Regions from separate parts of the Homo sapiens genome. Here regions 1 and 2 are each linked to region 3. A link is an interaction called in ENCODE POLR2A ChIA-PET data of the cell type or tissue named here. Cell type or tissue: HepG2. All regions are shown on one strand. Links, peaks and the distances in the headings refer to the core of each region. The heading gives the core; the rest is flanking DNA.

Region 1 (6,034 bases), core at 626-5,625, 110 kb after region 3:
GCCCATGCCTGTAGTCCCGGCTACTGGGGAGGCTGAGGCAGGAGGATTGCTTGAGCTCAGGAGGTTGAAGCTGCAGTGAGCTGAGATCATGCCACTGCACTGCAGCCTAGGTGACAGAATAAGATTCCTGTCTCAATAAATAAATAAATAAGGAAATCAGAAAATCTACAAGCTGTACTAATGCTTAGTTCCTGAATGTTGGCCAACAATGAATAATTCAGGACATCCAAAATACAGTAAACACCAAAAACTTACTCGACCACTCTCCCATTTCAGAACATGAAGCATACTGAAGTAGAGACGGCAGGATTTTCTCATGCATGGAATATGGGATGTGAATGAAAACAGAAGGATCACTTGATGGCTGCGGACCTGAGCAACTGGAGGGATGGAGTTGCAATTAGGTGAAGTGAGGAATTCAGCAGGGGAAGCAAGTTTTGGGGCAGAAGATTTTATCAGGGATATTTTAGTAATTAAATAGTTAGATTAGTGTCTTAATCACAACTCCACATCCTTACCTGATTTGGAGCTTCTGTCAGTCTCCCAGCTCTGAGCTGCTTCAGGCTGGGAAGCCGACAGTCGGGGAGAAGTCATGGATAGCTTCTGGTCCTCTTTTCCCACTGTGGCTGTCCTCCTCTTCCCCGGCCCTCACTATGTTGTCTCCAGCTCCTCTTCTGGGACAGGAAGGGACAGAAAGATCTTACTGACAGGTACCCCATGAAGGTACCCCCTAGGGGATGGAGATCCCAGGGCTTCCCCTCCTTGAGTCCCTCAGAGATTCCTGGTAATGCCTCTCATCTGACTGCCATTTTGACCGCTCCCTGTCATCTTTCAGGCCACCTCTCTTTTGGGATCCCATGGTCTTTCTAGGGAAGGATCCAAGAGGGACCCAGGATCCACATTTGGTCCATAAGAACCACCCGTACTTTGCCCTGTCCTCAGAGGGCGTGTAGTCCACATCTAACACAGCCCTCTCTACTCTGCCACCTCTGGCCACTTTGGCCTGGAGAATGTTTTCAGAACTCATCTCTGTACTACACAAACTCTAAGGACCTCAAGTCAGATTCTCCAAGGAGTTCTCTTGAGGTCCTTTCTGTTGCCTACTTAAAGTGACCTGGCAACTAACCAAACATATGTGTGTGTGTATATGTGTGCATGTGTGTGTATGTGTGTATATAGACATACATATCTGTACACATATGTATGTGTGTATACATATACATACACAATACATATATACATATACACACACATACAATTAACAGAAGACATATGGATGGATGGCCATAGGAGCATAATAGTCATAATCTGGAAACAATCCAAATTTTAATCAGTAATAGAAATGGATAAATAGTGGGCCTGGCACAGTGGCTCACATCTGTAACCCTAGCACTTTGGGAGGCTGAGCTGGGAGAATTGCTTGAGCCCAGAAGTTTAAGACCAGCCTGGGCAACATGGCAAAACCCCATCTCTAGCCAAAAAAACCCACAAAAATTAGCCAGTTGTGATGGTGCACACTTGTAGTCTCAGCTACTACTTGGGAGGCTTAGGTGGGAGGATTGCTTGAGGCTGGTAGGTGGAGGTTGCAGTGAGCTGAGATCCCACCACTGCCCTCCAGCCTGGGTGACACAGCAAGACCTCGTCTCAAAAAAAAAAAAAAAAAAGAATGGATAAATAATGGTAGCATATTTTTTAATGCAATTTTTTAAAAAAGAATGAACTACTACCACAATGTGGGTAAATTTCACAGGCATATGTTAAGTCAAAGAAACAAAATACAGGCAGGGCATAGTGGCTCACGCCTGTAATCCCAGCACTTTGGGAGGCTGAGGCGGGCGGATCACAAGGTCAGGAGATCAGGACCATCCTGGCTAACACGGTGAAACCCCATCTCTACTAAAAATACAAAAAATTAGCTGGGCATGGTGGCATGCGCCTGTAATCCCAGCTACTTGGGAGGCTGAGGCAGGAGAATCACTTGAACCCGGGAGGTGCAGGTTGTAGTCAGCTGAGATTGCGCCACTGCACTCCAGCCTGGGCGACAGAGCGAGACTCCATCTCAAAAAAAAAAAAAAAAAAAAAAAAGAAAAAGAAAAGAAACAAAATACAAAAGAATGCATACAGTTTGATTCCATTTATATGACTTTCAACAACAGGCAAAACTAATCTATGCTGTTAGAAGTCAAGATAGTAGGGTAAGTAGTGAGTGGACAAGAGGGAGGTTTTGGGGAGATCTACTGGAATATGCTCTAACTTAATCTGGGTGATGATTACATTTGTTACGTAATGGGCTTATACATTTCTACAGTTTCATCTAGCTCTACAGTTGAGATGTGTGCATTTTATTACATATATGTTTACTAAGAAAGTGAAAAGACAATTCACGGAGAAATTTTTCTCCCTATTATTCATACATTGCATTTTCATCATTTGATAACATGAGTTGGGGATTATTTACAAAGAATGCTTTAGTTGTGAGGACATTCTAAGCCTAAAACTGGCAGAGACATTTCAAAAATGAAAATGTTATGTCTAAGGAAAAACAGCCCTCTTCCTTTGCTGCCTGTGACCGCTGTTACCACACTTCTCAGGTTCTCCTAAGCGAGCAGCGTGGCTTCCTGGGCTTCTACCAGAATTTACCAGCAGGGGTCAGCCCTGTACAAAACCCAGGCGCTTGAGCCTCCCGTGAATTGGAACTTGCTCTCTGGTTCTGTCAAGCCATTCTGGCCTTTTAGCTTTCTCACTTCACATTCCCAGCTACACTTCCTTCTGCTCTGTTACCACCACCCACTCCCGTGATCACAACATGGACCAGAAACTTCACAGCCTTCCTCACTCATTCAAACACGCTCTCCTCTCCTTCCGTGCTCTCAAGTAACCCCCGCAGCAACAGTCCTTTCAGCTTAGCAAGCTCTTCAGTCCAAGCCCTGCTGCTTTCTCTCCATCCTGCAGTCCCCTCCTCTCTTCACTCTCCCCTTTTCAACCCAGACATCACGGGTCATCAATGAAATCACTTTTGCAAACACCTCCAACTCTTTGACCATTCTAGGCCTCAGCTCCTAACCCCTTAGGATTTTCTGGCCGGGCGCGGTGGCTCACGTCTGTAATCCCAGCACTTTGGGAGGCCGAGGTGGGCGGATCATTTGAGGTCAGGGGTTCCAGACCAGCCTGGCCAACATGGTGAACCCCGTCTCTGCTAAAAATACAAAAATTAGCTGGGTGCGGTGGTGGGCGCCTGCAATCCCAGCTACTTGGGAGACAGGGGAATCGCTTGAACCCAGGAGGCAGACGTTGCAGTGAGCCGAGATTGCGCCACTGCAGCACTGCCGCTTGGGCAACAAGAGTAGAAAAAAAAAAAAGTTAAAAAAAAAAAAAGGATTTTCTGTTGCACTTGGGATAAAGTACAAAGCCCAATACAGAGCCCCCAAGGCCCTGAGTGACCCAACCTTGGGCTGGTATCTCTCCCACCATGACTCATGCACAGCACTCCCCTCTCCATGTTTTCCACTCTTCCCTCTCCCAGTGGAGAAAAAGTCATTTCCTCCAAGTCCACTCTCTCATTCTCTTTCCTAACAAGGGGTTTATTTCCTTCAAGACACAATATAAAACTTTATCATATTTGTATAATTGCGTATTTAATGTTTGTCTTCCGCTTGGGGCTGTGCACTCAACAGAAGCAGTGCCAAGCACTTGCTAGGTTCATAGAAGACACTTAAGTGTTTGTTGGCCAGGCGTGGGGGCTCACGCCTATAATCCCAGCACTTTGGGAGGCTGAGGCGGGCAGGTAGCTTGACCCCAGGAGTTTGAGACCAGCCTGAGCAACATGGCGAAACACCGCCTCTACAAATAATTGAAAAAATTAGCCGGGTGCGGCCAGGCGCGGCGGCTCACGCCTGTAATTCCAGCACGTGGGAGGCCGAGGCGGGTGGATCACAGGGTCAGGAGTTTGAGACCAGCCTGGCCAACATGGTGAAACCCCATCTCTACTAAAAATACAAAAATTAGCCGGGCGTGGTGGCACTCGTCTGTAGTCCCAGCTCCTCAGGAGGCTGAGAAGGGAGAATCGCTTAAACCTAGGAGGTGGAGGTTGCAGTGAGCAGAGATCATGCCACTGCACTCCAGCCAGGGCGACAGAGCCTCCAGAGCGAGACTCCGTCTCAAAAAAAAAAAAAATTATCCGGGTGCTACTCGGGAAGCTACTGTAACCCCCAGCTACTCAGGAAGCTGAGGTGGGAAGATCTCTGGAGCCTGGGCTGTTGAGGCTGCAGTGAGCTGAGATTGCGCCACTGCATTCCAGCCAGCCTGGGTGACAGACTGAGACCCTGTCTCAAAAAAAAAAAAAAAAAAAAAAAAAAAAAAGAAGAAAGAAAGAAAGAAAGAAGGAAATGTTTGTTGAATTAGAATGTCAATCTAGACCTTGACCCCACCAAGACAGAAGACAGGTGTAGTGCCCTCTGTTATTTAGAAAAATAATCGTAGTAGCACTTTACATTTGTATAGTATTTGTCTTTTCAAAGTACTTTAACATCTATTATCATAATAATAAAGATAGGTAAAAATAGGTTGCATACAATAGGTAAGTGCTATTTTCCCATTTGACAGGTTAAAAAAAAAATGAGTCACGAAGAAAGTTGGCTAAAATATCAGAGTAAGGACTAAAGCCAAAATCTCTAACCTACCCATTTGTACATCTTAATTAGTAAGTAAATATTCTGTCTTATGATCAAACTTGCAGTTGAGATAATAGCTTAATAGGTAAGTGTTCAGCCCTAGAGACATAATGTTCAGTTTCCAAACCCAGCTCCAGTACTTAACTTGCTGTGTGACCTGGCACAAGTTACCTAACTTCCCTGAGCTTCAGTTTCTCCATGCTTAAAGTGTGAATAATAATGCCTATCTGAGGTGGTTGTAGTGAGGTTATAAAGAGTATATTGCTAGGAGTGGTGGCTCATGCCTGTAATCCCAGCACTTTGGGAGCCCAAGGTGGGCGGATCACCTGAGGTCCCGTGTTCAAGACCAACCTGACCAACATGGAGAAACCTCGTTTCTACTAAAAATACAAAATTAGCCAGGTGCGGTGGCTCATGCCTGTAATCCCAGTACTTTGGGAGGCCGAGGCAGGCGGATCACCTGAGGTCAGGAGTTCGAGACCAGCCTGACCAACATGGAGAAACCCCATCTCTACTAAAAATACAAAATTAGCCGGGCGTAGTGATGCATGCCTGTAATCCCAGCTACTCAGGAGGCTGAGGCAGGAGAATAGCTTGAACCTGGGAGGCGGAGGTTGCGGTGAGCCGAGATCGCACTATTGCACTCCAGCCTGGGCAACAACAGCAAAACTCCATCTCAAAAAAAAAAAAATTAAGTAAATAAATAAAAATAATAAAAAATAAAAATACAAGATTAGCTGGGTGTGGTGGCGCATGCCTGTAATCCCAGCTACTCGAGAGGCTGAGGCAAGAGAATCACTTGAACCCGGGAGGCAGAGGTGGCAGTGAGCCAAGATGGCACCATTGCACTCCAGCCTGGGCAACAACAGCAAAACTCCATCTAAAAAAAAAAAAAAATGCTGTAATATTTTTCTCTCCTGCAATTATTAATATAAATATATAAGAATAATGACCCTTAATGAAACTTGTGAAGCAGATAAATCCATATTTAAATGGAGGTTTCCCTGGAAAGCTAACACAAATGATTAATAGGTTGCAATCTGTTAGAACAGACTAAAATGCTTTGTTTATTTACAATGAGGCCTCTTTCTCTATCTTTGTTATAATCTATTAACAGTTATTGCATGGCTACCTGAGGTGATGAATCTGCAGGAAAAATCTGTTAAAAGTACAATAAAAGCATTCTTCCCTATTCTAGTACTTTATAGAATTCAATAAACTATTAACAGCATAGGACAGAATGGTCTGTATCCTAATTAATGTTCAAGGATGCAAAGTAATGAGGTCCAGCCTTCCAGTTTTCATTTAAAAAACTACAAAGTTTTCTCTCATACCCATAGTCGACTTTTCAGAAGTGTTTGATT
Region 2 (6,034 bases), core at 626-5,625, 230 kb before region 3:
CTGTCACATCAGCGGTGGCATTAGATTCTCTTAGGAGAAAGAACCCTATTGTGAACTGTGCATGCAAGGGATCTAGGCTGCATGCTCCTTATTAGAATCTAATACCTGATGATCTGAGGTGGAACAGTTTCATCCTGAAACCAGTCCCATTTTCCCATCCATAGAAAAAATTGGTTTCCACAAAACCAGTCCCTGATGCCAAAAAGATTGGGTACTGCTGCCTTAAAGGCACCCACAGTGAGGCTGGGGCCTGCCTGAGAAGTGACTCAAGTTTGTCTTCAGCATCCCGTGCAACCTTTACCCACCCACAGTTCCCTAGGATGGCTGAAGATGCCCACTCCAGAAGCCAACTCTGTGGATAACAATCTTTTACATTTAGAATTGTGGATCTGGTTGGCTCTGGCAGAGATTCAATAAGTGACTAATTTTAAGAGGCCCAGAGAGACAAAGTGACTTAAATACAGTCATGAGCAAGTTTTCCAGATTTCTCCAAACTAGTCCCAGACACAGCACCATTTCAGAAGGAGCTACCTGGGTGTGTAGTTACAGGGAGCACAAAAAGAAAGAAAGAAAGACACAAGGATTCCAGAGAGAGGAAAAAAAAATAACTTGTGGCGTTTCAGTTATTTCAGATTAGTATGCAGGAGAAGAAACATTTAGGAACATTGAGGGGCATGGGGACCTTCCAGAGCCTCTCCACTGTTGGCACAGGTGGTCATTCTCCTGCCTCTCCCCATCCATCTGTGACTGGCCAATTGATCCCACTCCCTTCCTGTTAACAGCACCCAGTGCTGAGCTGATTTATCTTCACAGAACCCAAGTTTCTTTTTTTGTTTCTTCAGCTACAGAAAATGGACACAGAACCGAAGTTTTTTTTTGTTTGTTTGTTTGTTTGTTTGTTTGTTTCTTTTTGGACCAAGTTTCACTCTTGTTGCCCAGGCTGGAGTGCAATGGTGTCATTTCGGCTCACCGTGTCCTCCTCCTCCCGGGTTCAAGAGATTCTCCTGCCTCAGCCTCTCGAGTAGCTGGGATTACAGGCATGCACCACCACGCCCAGCTAATTTTGCATTTTTAGTAGAGACAGGGTTTCTCCATGTTGGTCAGGCTGGTCTCGAACTCCTGACCTCAGGTGATCTGCCTGCCTCAGCATCCCAAAGTGCTGAGATTACAGGCATGAGCCACCACGCCCAGCCCCAAGTTTTTGATATCACAGGGATGTTGTATAAGATCAAGCTAAAACAGCTCCTTCCCTTGAAATCCCTAAAACTGGGCAGTCTCTCTGTCTCTGTCACACAAACACACACAAACACACACACACACATTGTTCCTCCAACTCCATTTCTGCCACCACTACCAGAAACTCCCAAAACTCAGCCTAGAAAACCTATGGAGTCACCTTCAAATGGGGATTCCTGAAAGTTTAGGACAACCTGGGCATCTATGGTTGATCCTTGCATTGCTCTGGGGCACACCCGCTGTACAGAAAGATAAAGGAGGGCATCATCTGTTAATGTCCTCCATCCCAGGCCCTGGCTGGTGCTTTACAAACAGTATCTAATTATCTCAACAGTCCTGCAAAAATCCCCTTTTAACTAAAAGATGAAGAAATCAAGGCTCAGAACGATAAAGTGCTATATCGCAAACACCGCTAAAAATCTGACACTAAAACACGTGCTCTTTCCATTAAACAAAACTATTTCCCCACTCATCATTCTAACATATTTCAAGCTGAAAATACATAGCTTTCTATTCTCCAAAATAAAAGACTATAATTAATTTAGACTAGAAAATGAAAAGCTTTTTAAAAAATTAATCACAAATAATATTAAAATTGCAAATTAGGGTAAAAAATCAAGGGCAAATGCTAAGATTTTTGTCTCAAAGCAAAATGAACTCACCTAGAAAAAAGACTGAATACTTTAGCATACGCTCATAAAGAGCCAGAACATTATGCTTTGCCAAATCTAGCAATATCCCTGGCTCTCAGCAGAGAGAGAGCAGACCAGGGTAGAAGGGGGTCCCCCACTTTACAACAGCAGCCTCCCCACACTGGAATGTGACCCCATCAAGGTTAAGCATGGCAGAAGGAATATGTTGCTTTGCAAAAGTTAACCTTTCTCATTACCACCTAGAGAGGATCCCAGGCTTTCTCTCCTGGATGGAAAGCCTCCTTACATTCTCATATGCTCTTTTCAGTGGAAGAAGAAAAAGGCACAGGGTAAGGGCAAGTGTCCTAGAGCTGAATATAACTCAGGGAATAGGCATGGGGTGAACTTGTCCATCTAATGTCACACTCATCAAACATAAAAAACTTCCAGCCATTAGTCCAAGGGAAAACTGGTAGACAAGGGCAGGAACCCATGGTGGATTTTTAATGTATTAAGTGGTCTCAGAGACTCCCTGAGGGGTTATCAGGGCTAAAAAATGGTCTCATTCTACAGAAAAGGACCCAAGCCTTAGGCAGACACCAGAATGCAAATGCATTATGGTACAAAGAGAAACATAACTCCACCTGGGCCCAAATCACCTGCAGCAAGATCTGCATTATTCACTCTTTATGCAAGCAACTTGGGAAGCCAAATCCTGACCTGCAGCGACTTTATTTATTTGCCATGAGCCATCCACATCACAAAGACCAGAAAGGCTCAAAGTCTCTATGATCAGCACTTTCATTGTAGGAGATCCAGGTGTGAAACCAAATTGCAGCAGAAGAGGGCTTGGTGAATGAGACATCAGAGCAAAGGTGATTCAATGAATGAAAGATTAATGGCCTCAGCCTGAGAAGAGCCTGCTGCACATTGCTCACACAGAGCTGTCTTGACAAACCCTTTCCTTTCCATTCCTGCAGGCTACTGAGGCCAGAAGTACTCTAAGAGAGCTCAGTGAGAGTATTCTTCCTGCAAAGCAAGGATGACACCACCACCATTTCTCTTGTTTTGCGGCCAACCAGTCCTGCTTCGAGGGCCACTCTGTCTTCAGATGCATCCATTTCCCTGAAGGCTCAAGGCCTCAAGTCCTTTTGGCTTGGGAGCCCTCTTGTGTCTCTCTTTCTAGTAGCTTGCTTATCCTGCTCTCATCCAGCACCCGTGACTCCCACAGAGATAGCTTAACTTCCTAAGTTCATGGTTCAGTTCAGCACCCCCACCCCAAGCACTGATAAGAGTACTCCTAGGCAGAAAGAGGAGCAGAAGCGTTTGGAAAAATGCACTTTGGACTTGACCTGCCTAGATAAGCAAAGCAAAATGTGTGGAGATTACCAACTTTGCAAGGAGGTCTCTTTAATGAAATTCTCCAGGGCTGAAGAATGTAATAAAATTCTTCAGTGTCAGACACAGGCTTGGCTGCTCCAAAAGAGATCTAAAACAACTGTAGTTTAGACAAGAGAGAATGTAATTTCCCTTTTATGTAATAGTCTGGGTATATCTAGGGCTGACACAGTAGTGCCCAGGATTGAGACTCAGGTGCTTGCTATGTTGTTGATCTGCCATCCATGGGCATAGTCCTTATCTGCATGGTCTAGGATGTCTCATGCTGACATCCACACCTCTGTCACTGGCAGTAGGAGATAGGGGAAGTTCAGCAGAAGTGTCCTCCCCTTAAAGGCATGACCTAGAAGCTGCACACATCACTTCTGCCCATCCCATTGGCCAAAACTTGGTCCTAGCTACAAGGCAGATTGGTCTTCTTGTCATCTTAGCTGGGCAGCCCTATGCTCAGCTGAAAATTCTATTTCTATATAAAAATGAAAGAACGGATATTGTCTCTGCCCAGTTACCCTGATTTCTCCTTTCTCTATTTCCATTACTTTCCTTTTAAAGTCAGGCTGTTCCACAGCTCTTTAATGAGAACAATTATAAACTGGTGTATAAAATTAGATTAGAAATATGCTGAATGATTGAGAGTAAAGATGGATTCAAATGTCCTATTAATAAATCAAAATGCAACATTCACACAATAGCATTCTAACGCTCAAGACTAGGAGTATTTCTCCATGAATATGTGAGTGGAGGTGTGGGCAAGTTTCCTTGAGAAAAGGTTTTCTGAGTGGGGAGAGTGGCAAATAGGATTGGGAAAGGAATTTGAAGTTCCACTGGGGAGGGGCCTACACAGACAGACTAGAGAAGATGCTCTTCCTTTCTTGAGGCTGGATTTTAATTTTTGTTTACACATTCAGTTTTATAGAAATTATTGTGTTTCTCTGTAAATAACTAGGGGGTACATAGCACTGGGTTTCTTAGACAAAATCTTTAGACGATATTTGTTCCTGAATGAGGTCGTTCTATGCTCAGCTGTCATGGACCAAAGCATATATCCCAAGTGCACAGTAACAAGGTGACTCTGTTACCACACTTCCACCCTCCCTCTCCCAATCATCAATGAAACGCCCTATACTGTTTTTAGCTGAAAGAGAAATCTCTAAGCTCTTTAAAAATAAATGAAATGAAAATGAGATATAATTACGTACAGTTGCAACCATAACCATAGGGTTGGTTGGTATAAATGTTGCAATATTTTATTGGTCAGCTTCTGATCTACCACATGAAACATTTTTTTTTTTTAATTTCAAACTCTTCTCCTCACCCCCACTCATTACATACTTATTCCAACCATTGTTCCCAAAGGACAACAGGGGGTTTCTCTGCAGCATCCGTATAGAAGGGAGGGGTTTAGTTCACATACTGTTGTCTTTTGTTGGGGTAGAAGGGGCGTTTACAGTTGACGATTTTAATATTAGTTCTAGCTATTTCTTGCCTAGAATGTCTCACTTAAGAATGAGCTCAACTCTCTCTGTGCCTTCAAACATGAACACGCCATATTTCAAAGTGCATGAAACAGGAGCAGTGAAGTGTCGACTCAGTTTGAGGAAATTGAATTCCCAAATTTTATTCCCTTGGCCCGATTAGATTCCATTAGCTGGAGATGGTCTTTCAACAAAAAAGTATGTGTTCCTCCCCATTGTAAAATCCATCCAATAAAAATGTTTAACCAGAGAACAGAGGAAACTAGCTCCAGCAGGAAAGAAGAAGAAAGAAAATAGATGAGGTTCCCCATAAAATCCCAGATTGAAGAAGACTCTCTGTGTTAGAGCAAAGGTCAGTCTCCCTCCCATAGAAGCTTCTGAAAATATACTCTTCTCTTGCAAATGGAAACTGTGCAGCCTTTCTTTCAAAAATATCCCTCCACGAAAGAACATATGTGCCTGGAGTTAGTCAACAAAAAATATCATTTCTGGGTTGGTCAGCCCATATTTGAAGACTGCAGACTGGAAAGACCCCGGAGGCCTGAGAGGGAAACTTCTGCCCCCAAGGAAAGACAGAATCCAAGCCAGGGATTCTTGGCCCTGTTTTAACAGCACGTAGAAACCTCAGAGTGTTGGGAGGAAAAAGAAAACAAACAGCTGAAAAATCAGCTTTTTCTTTCTCCCTCCTTAGACTTTTTTGAGTTAAGAAGGGGGTTAAAAAAAAAAAAAACAAAACCTCCTCCAATGTTTTACAAGGTCTGTAGCCCTCTAAACATATCAATTAATAATTTAATAAGCAAATCAACTTGCTTGTCACACAAAAATATATTCTTAAGCTAATAATGACATTTTGGAGCTATAAAGATAAATCATTGGGGTTTTGTTTTTTATGTTGCACACATTCAGATTTTTTTTCAAATTTTAACATCTAGCAATACCCCACATTGTCTAATTATGCCAAATTCATTCAATAAAAAAATTATTGAATTTCTGCTATGTGTTAGGCACCATGCTAAAGCCCAGGGATAAAACAGTGAGCAAATAAAGACATAGGCTCTGCCCTCAGAAAGCTTACAGTCAAACAGAAGAGATGGACTTTCAAGCAATAATTATATGAGCAATTCATTTTTTAAATGTTCCCATTGATCTTAAACCCGAAATAAATTTGAATCTACCTTAGCACAAGCATGTCACTACCATGTGACATTTTTATTATGGAAGTGGTGCCTCACATAGGTGTGCATTCAGGGAAAAGTCTAAACAAGATCTGGCAGAAGCTGTCCATGCCACACC
Region 3 (6,034 bases), core at 737-5,736:
TAAAAGTACAAAAGTTAGTCAGGTGTGGTGGCGGGTGCCTGTAATCCCAGCTACTCGGGAGGCTGAGGCAGGAGAATCGCTTGAACCCAGGAAGCGGAGGTTACAGTGAGCCAAGATCGTGCCATTGCACTCCAGCCTAGGAGACAAGAGCAAAGGATATGTGATTTTAAAATATATATTGTATAATGAAAATGATATGTGTCAACTTTCAGATCTGCAATAGAGTCAATATCTTCCAAATGACCAATGTATTGCTGTTAAAAAATCACGCATGGGTAAAAGATCCATTCAGAGTGAAAGGCCCATAATGAACGTTGGGTTTTTGTTTTAGTATTTTTTGTTTGTTTTGTTTTGTTTTGCTTTGTTTTGTTTTTTTGAGATAGTGTCACTCTGCCGCCCAGGCTGTGGAATGCAGTGGTGTGATCTTGGGTCACTGCAGCCTCTGACTCCCGGGTTCAAGCGACTCTCGTGCCTGAGCATCCCAAGTAGCTGGGACTATAGGCACACACCACCATGCCTGGCTAATCTTTGTGTTTTTAGTAGAAACAGAGTTTCCCCCATGTTGCCCAGGCTGGTCTCGAACTCCTGACCTGAAGTGATCCTCCTGCCTTGGCCTCCCAAAGTGCTGGGATTATAGGCGTGAGCCACTGCGCCCAGCCCCCATAATGAATTTTGATGTAACCAAGTGATGTGGTTTTAGATTCCACAACTAACCTTTCTTTTTCCTGGAGACGGAGTTTCGCTCTTGTCACCCAGGCTGGAGTGCAGTGGTGCGATCTCAGCTCACTGCAGCTTCCACCTTCTGGATTCAAGCTATTCTCATGCCTCAGACTCCCGAGTAGCTGGGATTACAGGCACCTGCCACCACACCCAGCTAATTTTTGTATTTTTAGTAGACAAGGGGTTTTGCCATGTTGGCCAGGCTGGTCTTGAACTTCCGACCCTAGGTTATCTGCTTGCCTCGGCCTCCCAAAGTGCTGGGATTACAGGCATGAGCCACTGCACCCAACCTCCCACGACTAACCTTTAAGAAATTATTACCTATGAGTTTTGGCAGAGTATCAAAGAAGACTACCTACAAGGATCTCTCAAAAGACTATTAAACTCTCTTCCCTTTTCCAACAACATATCTGTCTAAGGTCAGGTTTTCTTCATATACTTCAATCAAAACAACACATTACAACAGATTGAACTCAGAAGCAGATATGAGAATCCAGCTGTCTTCTATTAATTAAAGGTTTTCAAAATATAAGCCAGTATTTCTGTTCTCTAAAATATTTTTTATTTGGCAAATGTAGTTATTTCTTTCTCTTTTTTTGAAGCAAGGTCTCCCTCTGTCTCCCCAACTGGAGTGTAGTGGTGCAATCGTAGCACACTAACCTCAAACTCCTGGGCTCAAGCAACTCTCCCACCTTGGCCTCCCAAAGTACTGGGATTATAGGCGTGAGCCACTGTGCCCGGCCTCCTTAGTAATTTTTAAGAGTGTACAGAGATCCTGAGAACAAAGTGTGTGGCCTCTTCCTCTCTTGGTTAACAGGCTGTTTTGTAGTCAATTCTGCTCTCATTCCCTTCAACTGCAGCTTTGACTCTGGTCTTCTATTTTTGGTTACTTTGTATTGCCTTCTTATTTTAGACAGCTCCCTTTGTATCTCGTCTTAGACTGTTTTGTCATTCCCCTTCCTTCTTAGGCCAGTTCCGTTGAAGCCATATCTTCTTGTGTCATTCAGAGGACCCTAAATTGCAGTCATCTAAGATGAGCCTCTGTTTCTTGTAGAGTAGTAATGTTCAGAGAGACCTGCTACCTCTGGCCCTTGAGGGCAGTTTTCTCCCCTTCAGGCTCTACTCTCTTTTCTCTGGCCCCTTGTTGGTATTTTTTCCATTGCATGGAGAGCCCTCTATCCAGGCTTGACCTTGGCCATCAGACAAGGCAAATGCCTTGTCCTAAGCCTCCCAGTTGGGTGCTGGCAGCTTCCGCTTGTGGATCTATGCCCGTCTAGCTCAGATGTTCATGCCTGGTGAGCATTATCTGGGGTATTTCTGAGCCAGCCTACAGTTGGATCTTCTGCTCAGCTCTTAAAATCTCTGATTAAACCAGAGAATCAAATGTAGTTTACATCGCTTCTTTGAGCGGCCACTCTTAGCACCCTCCCCTTTCTACCACTGTTGAAGATACTTCCTCTAGCAATTAAACACCTGAAAAAGATGATGTGTGTCTTCAGCTAGTGCTCGCTCTCTCTCTCTCTCTCTCTCTCTCTCTCTCTCTCTCTCTCTCTCTCCCTCTCTTTGTTGTATGCTGGAAATTGCAGTCTTTGTTGCTTTGGAGAGAGGAGGATAGAGAAGATGAAACTGGGTTCTGTCTGACCTAGACGATAATTCCTGCCCAAGTGGAAGGCTATCCACTGACAGAGATTGAGTGAAACAAAACTATTTCCTTCCTTCCTTCCTGGGGCTGTCTGCCCCATTCTGGCTCAGAGGGGGCAACATGAATGGTGTGAAATCCAAGAATGTTCTAAATGCATCCCCAGGACAATGTGATTCGTGAACATTCTGACTGGTTCATGGTCTCATCTTGGTCAGGGAGCTGATGCCAGGTTTCATGTCTCTGTGAGACTTCCCGGGAATCTGAAGGGGATGCCGCGAGGGGTGTCAGGTGTGCCTGCTCCGCTTCTACACTCATCCTCGGGTCCTTGGAATCAACATTTGGGGCTTGTTGCAAAATCCATCCCACGTTTTTTCCTCTTTTGTCGAGCCTGGGTAATAGCTGCCTCTGTCTCATGCTTGCCATGCTCCATCAGTAACTATGGTTGCCTTTTGAGTGTCTTCCAAAAAAGCCTTTTCCCTGCCAAAGGAGAGAAAATCAATCCTGTCTGCCTATCCCTAAAAGCTGACATTGTCGGCTGTCACAGAACCATCCTGTGAAACGTGCAGCGAAGGAGAAAGGTTGAAACTCAGGCCTCAGGGCTGTGGTCCCTTTCGAGTCTACCCTCTGGGGCCAGGAAGTTGTGGTGTGGCTCCTGCGTGATGTTTTTGAATGAATGCCTTTGCTTCCTCGCTGGCTTGATGCGACTAACAGAAAAGCCACTTTCAGAATGCCTCGCCTCACCCGGGGCCCAGATATTTACATAGTGGCCTTTCATTCTGCGAACAGTGTGTGCCTCTGCAAATATTTTAGGCCTCCCTGCATGCTTGCGGGCCCCTACGTCCCATTCACCAGCTTTTAAGTTTGTTTTGCAGGCAGGGAGCCACTGAGAGGGAGGCCTGACTCAGAGCACAGGGGGCCCTGCTGTCTGCTGCCGCCGCCTCCTGCCACTGCAGACTTGGCGGGGAAGGAAGCAGTGGGTTTTACAGCTGGTGTTTTTGGTTTAGCAAAAAAAAAAAAAAGGAGTGAAAGAGAAAAGAATTTTTTAAAAAAATACCTCGCACATGTAAAATGACACTAAATGTAAGTATATGTGCAGTATTTTGGGATGATAGAAATTGCGTGTTTTGCATGATTCATCCTCCCTCTTGATGACAGCAAAGGAGGTTTGCACTCAGCCTCTGGTATTTTGGGAGTTTGTTCCAAATGCTCTGAAAAGAGAGAGTGAGAAGGCCCAAGCTCCTCATCCCTTCCTCAGAAGGAGGGTTGTGTCTGGGCTAAATTAGGGCAGCGTGGCATTTGCTTCCTCTCCTCTCATCTGACTGGTAAAGATTTTCATTTTTCTACCAAAAACTGGGTCAGCTGCTCCATGGGTGCAGGGGGAGCAGGATGTGGAGCCAGGAGAGGGCCATGCTTTCCCAAGTCTGACTTGAGCCTAGAAATATGTGCTGGCAGAGCTGGCTGGAAGGCCCGGCCCGGTGCTGACTCCCAGCAGGTGCATCGGGCTTCCGGGACGGGGGCGAGCATCACCAAGGCCAGCGTCCAGCGGCCAGGAACACGCGGTCTTTCTAGGATTCAGCCTCTGCAAGTTACCAAAACATTGTGTGCTGCCTTGAGGCTGACACATACCTTGGCAGGGACGATGAGGCTTCTGCCCAGAGCTGGGAGTCCCCGAGGGTCAGGCTGACCTCCAGGCTGCAGCTTGGCCTGGAGGAGGGACCACACGGTGGGTGTGGTGGCCTCTCGGGGCCAATTCAACTTTCTCTTGAAGCACCAGGGCCTAAGAAGCAGGATGATCCAGAAACCAAGTCCACAGTTAGGGAAAATGGGGAGAGGCTCTCAGCTGCTTCCCAGGCCACTGGCTGGCCGGCCCCAGGAACCCCACCTTCCAACCTAACATTTACTGTGAGAGGGGAGGACTTCCTCACTCCTTGGTCACAGGCAGATTGCAAGTTCGCTGTCGAGGTTAGACAGCCCTCTGTTTAAAAGTGGAATATTATACCTCTGAAATTCAAAACTTCACTTTTCCAAAGCTATGTTAGAAATGCTATGGCAAAATACAGCACTGAGTCCAAAAACTAAAACGATTAATTCCTTCTTGCCTTCGGAGGCATTTATTTACTCAGCTTAAACTCTACATTTGTTTTGTGAGGTTTTCTGTGTATGTGTGTTTTATTCTACAGTAAGATGGTTAGGAAAAATAAGTGACCCCTGCAGATGAATTAGCAATTGGGTAGCACCTAAAAGCTAATATTGGTCCCCAAATCTACTGTTAACAACCTCCCCACAGACCTGTGGTCATTCCCCTGCTTAAAGCAGCCCGTATTTGCCAGCCCCACCAGCCTAGGAGCTTGGCAGAGACACATACTGCTCAAGACTATCCAGGAGACCCCTCCCTGCCATTCCAAGTCCCTTGCAGTTAGGCGTGGCCACGTGAATAATTCTGGCCAGTGGGCTGTAAGTGACCGGGGTGAGACACTTGAGGGTCAGTGTGTGATCTGCCTGCATCCTCCATACCCTGTCCCAGCGATGTGCCCCTCCCCCGGGGCAGTTCTAGAGGCCACACATTGAGGTGGCAAGCCACAAGATGAAAGCAGATTGGGTCACTGAGTCACCATAGGGAGGACAGCTGACAGGGGAGTTCCCTGAGTCGGGGGTGAATGAGTAAGTGAAAAATAAATTTGGTAATAGGCCAGTACAATTTCAGGTTTGTTTGTTACCACCATATACTATCCTGACTAATAAAAAAAATAGTGGGAATTTATAAAATAGTGACGAGGCCGGTTACAGTGGCTCACGCCTGTAATCCCAGCACTTTGGGAGGCCAAGGCAGGCAGACCATTTGAGGTTAGGAGTTTGAGACCAGCCTGGCCAACATGGTGAAACCCCATCTCTACTAAAAATACAAAAATTAGCCAGGCATGGTGGCAGACGCCTGTAATCCCAGCTACTCAAGAAGCTGAGGCAGGAGAATCGCTTGAACCCAAGAGGTGGAGGTGGCGGTGAGCTGAGATCATGCCACTGCACTCCAGCTTGGGCGACAGACAAAAACTCCTTCTCAAAAAAAGAAAAAGAAGCTGGGCGCAGTGGCTCACGCCTGTAATCCCAGCACTTTGGGAGGCCAAGGCGGGCGGATCACGAGGTCAGGAGATTGAGACCACGGTGAAACCTCGTCTCTAATAAAAATACAAAAAAAAAAAAAAAAAAATTAGCCAGGCGCGGTGGCGGGCGCCTGTAGTCCCAGCTACTCAGGAGGCTGAGGCAGGAGAATGGCGTGAACCCGGGAAGCGGAGCTTGCAGTGAGCTGAGATTGCGCCGCTGCACTCCAGCCTGGGCGACAGAGTGAGACTCCGTCTTAAAAAAAAAAAAAAAAAAGAAAGAAAAAGAAAAAGAAATCGTGACAAGGACACTAACCACTGCCTGCTACCAGCAGGGGAGGCATCACTCATTGGTACTGTACCCACTCCCCTGGGCCTAGAGAGGGCATCAAGATCTTCTTGAGCCTTAGTAACAACCAGAGACGAGACAAACCTCTGTTGAGCAGGCCTGCTAGAGCCAAGGTCCTCCCCACCTTCTATGTGACCTTGGGCAAGCTACTTCAACTCTCTGGACTTTGATCCATGCCTCCTTTGGTGATCTAGGCATGAAGGTCCCCATCTGCCCAGGCAGCAGTCT

Evidence for each region. Peaks named below come from ENCODE experiments on the same cell type or tissue, not always from the same donor. Only the 100,000 strongest peaks of a DNase experiment are listed, where the experiment ranks them.
Region 1: POLR2A ChIA-PET joins it to region 3 with 5 read pairs; 2 of 35 experiments call an interaction of 5 or more read pairs at or near these places.
Region 2: POLR2A ChIA-PET joins it to region 3 with 5 read pairs; 2 of 35 experiments call an interaction of 5 or more read pairs at or near these places.

Annotation. Positions count from the first base shown.
Region 1 is chr2:65,184,054-65,190,087 of GRCh38, reverse strand. It overlaps LOC124907779 (a long non-coding RNA gene), which reads left to right. Exons shown (of 2, transcript XR_007086461.1): 2 at 277-498. Among named protein-coding and RNA genes, the nearest start is that of ACTR2, 41 kb to the left of the region's middle. In HepG2, for the core only: CTCF peaks have their summits at 1,019 and 2,647 (motif pointing right); DNase peaks (open chromatin) are centred at 2,667, 3,447 and 4,267; H3K4me3 peaks cover 2,065 bases; H3K27me3 peaks cover 505 bases.
Region 2 is chr2:65,525,064-65,531,097 of GRCh38, reverse strand. No RefSeq gene overlaps it. Among named protein-coding and RNA genes, the nearest start is that of LINC03050, 74 kb to the left of the region's middle. In HepG2, for the core only: a CTCF peak has its summit at 3,024 (motif pointing left); a DNase peak (open chromatin) is centred at 3,147.
Region 3 is chr2:65,298,353-65,304,386 of GRCh38, reverse strand. No RefSeq gene overlaps it. Among named protein-coding and RNA genes, the nearest start is that of ACTR2, 74 kb to the right of the region's middle. RefSeq lists an enhancer at 3,448-3,557. In HepG2, for the core only: no CTCF peak of the experiment used is centred there; DNase peaks (open chromatin) are centred at 3,156, 3,954 and 4,959; H3K4me3 peaks cover 2,151 bases.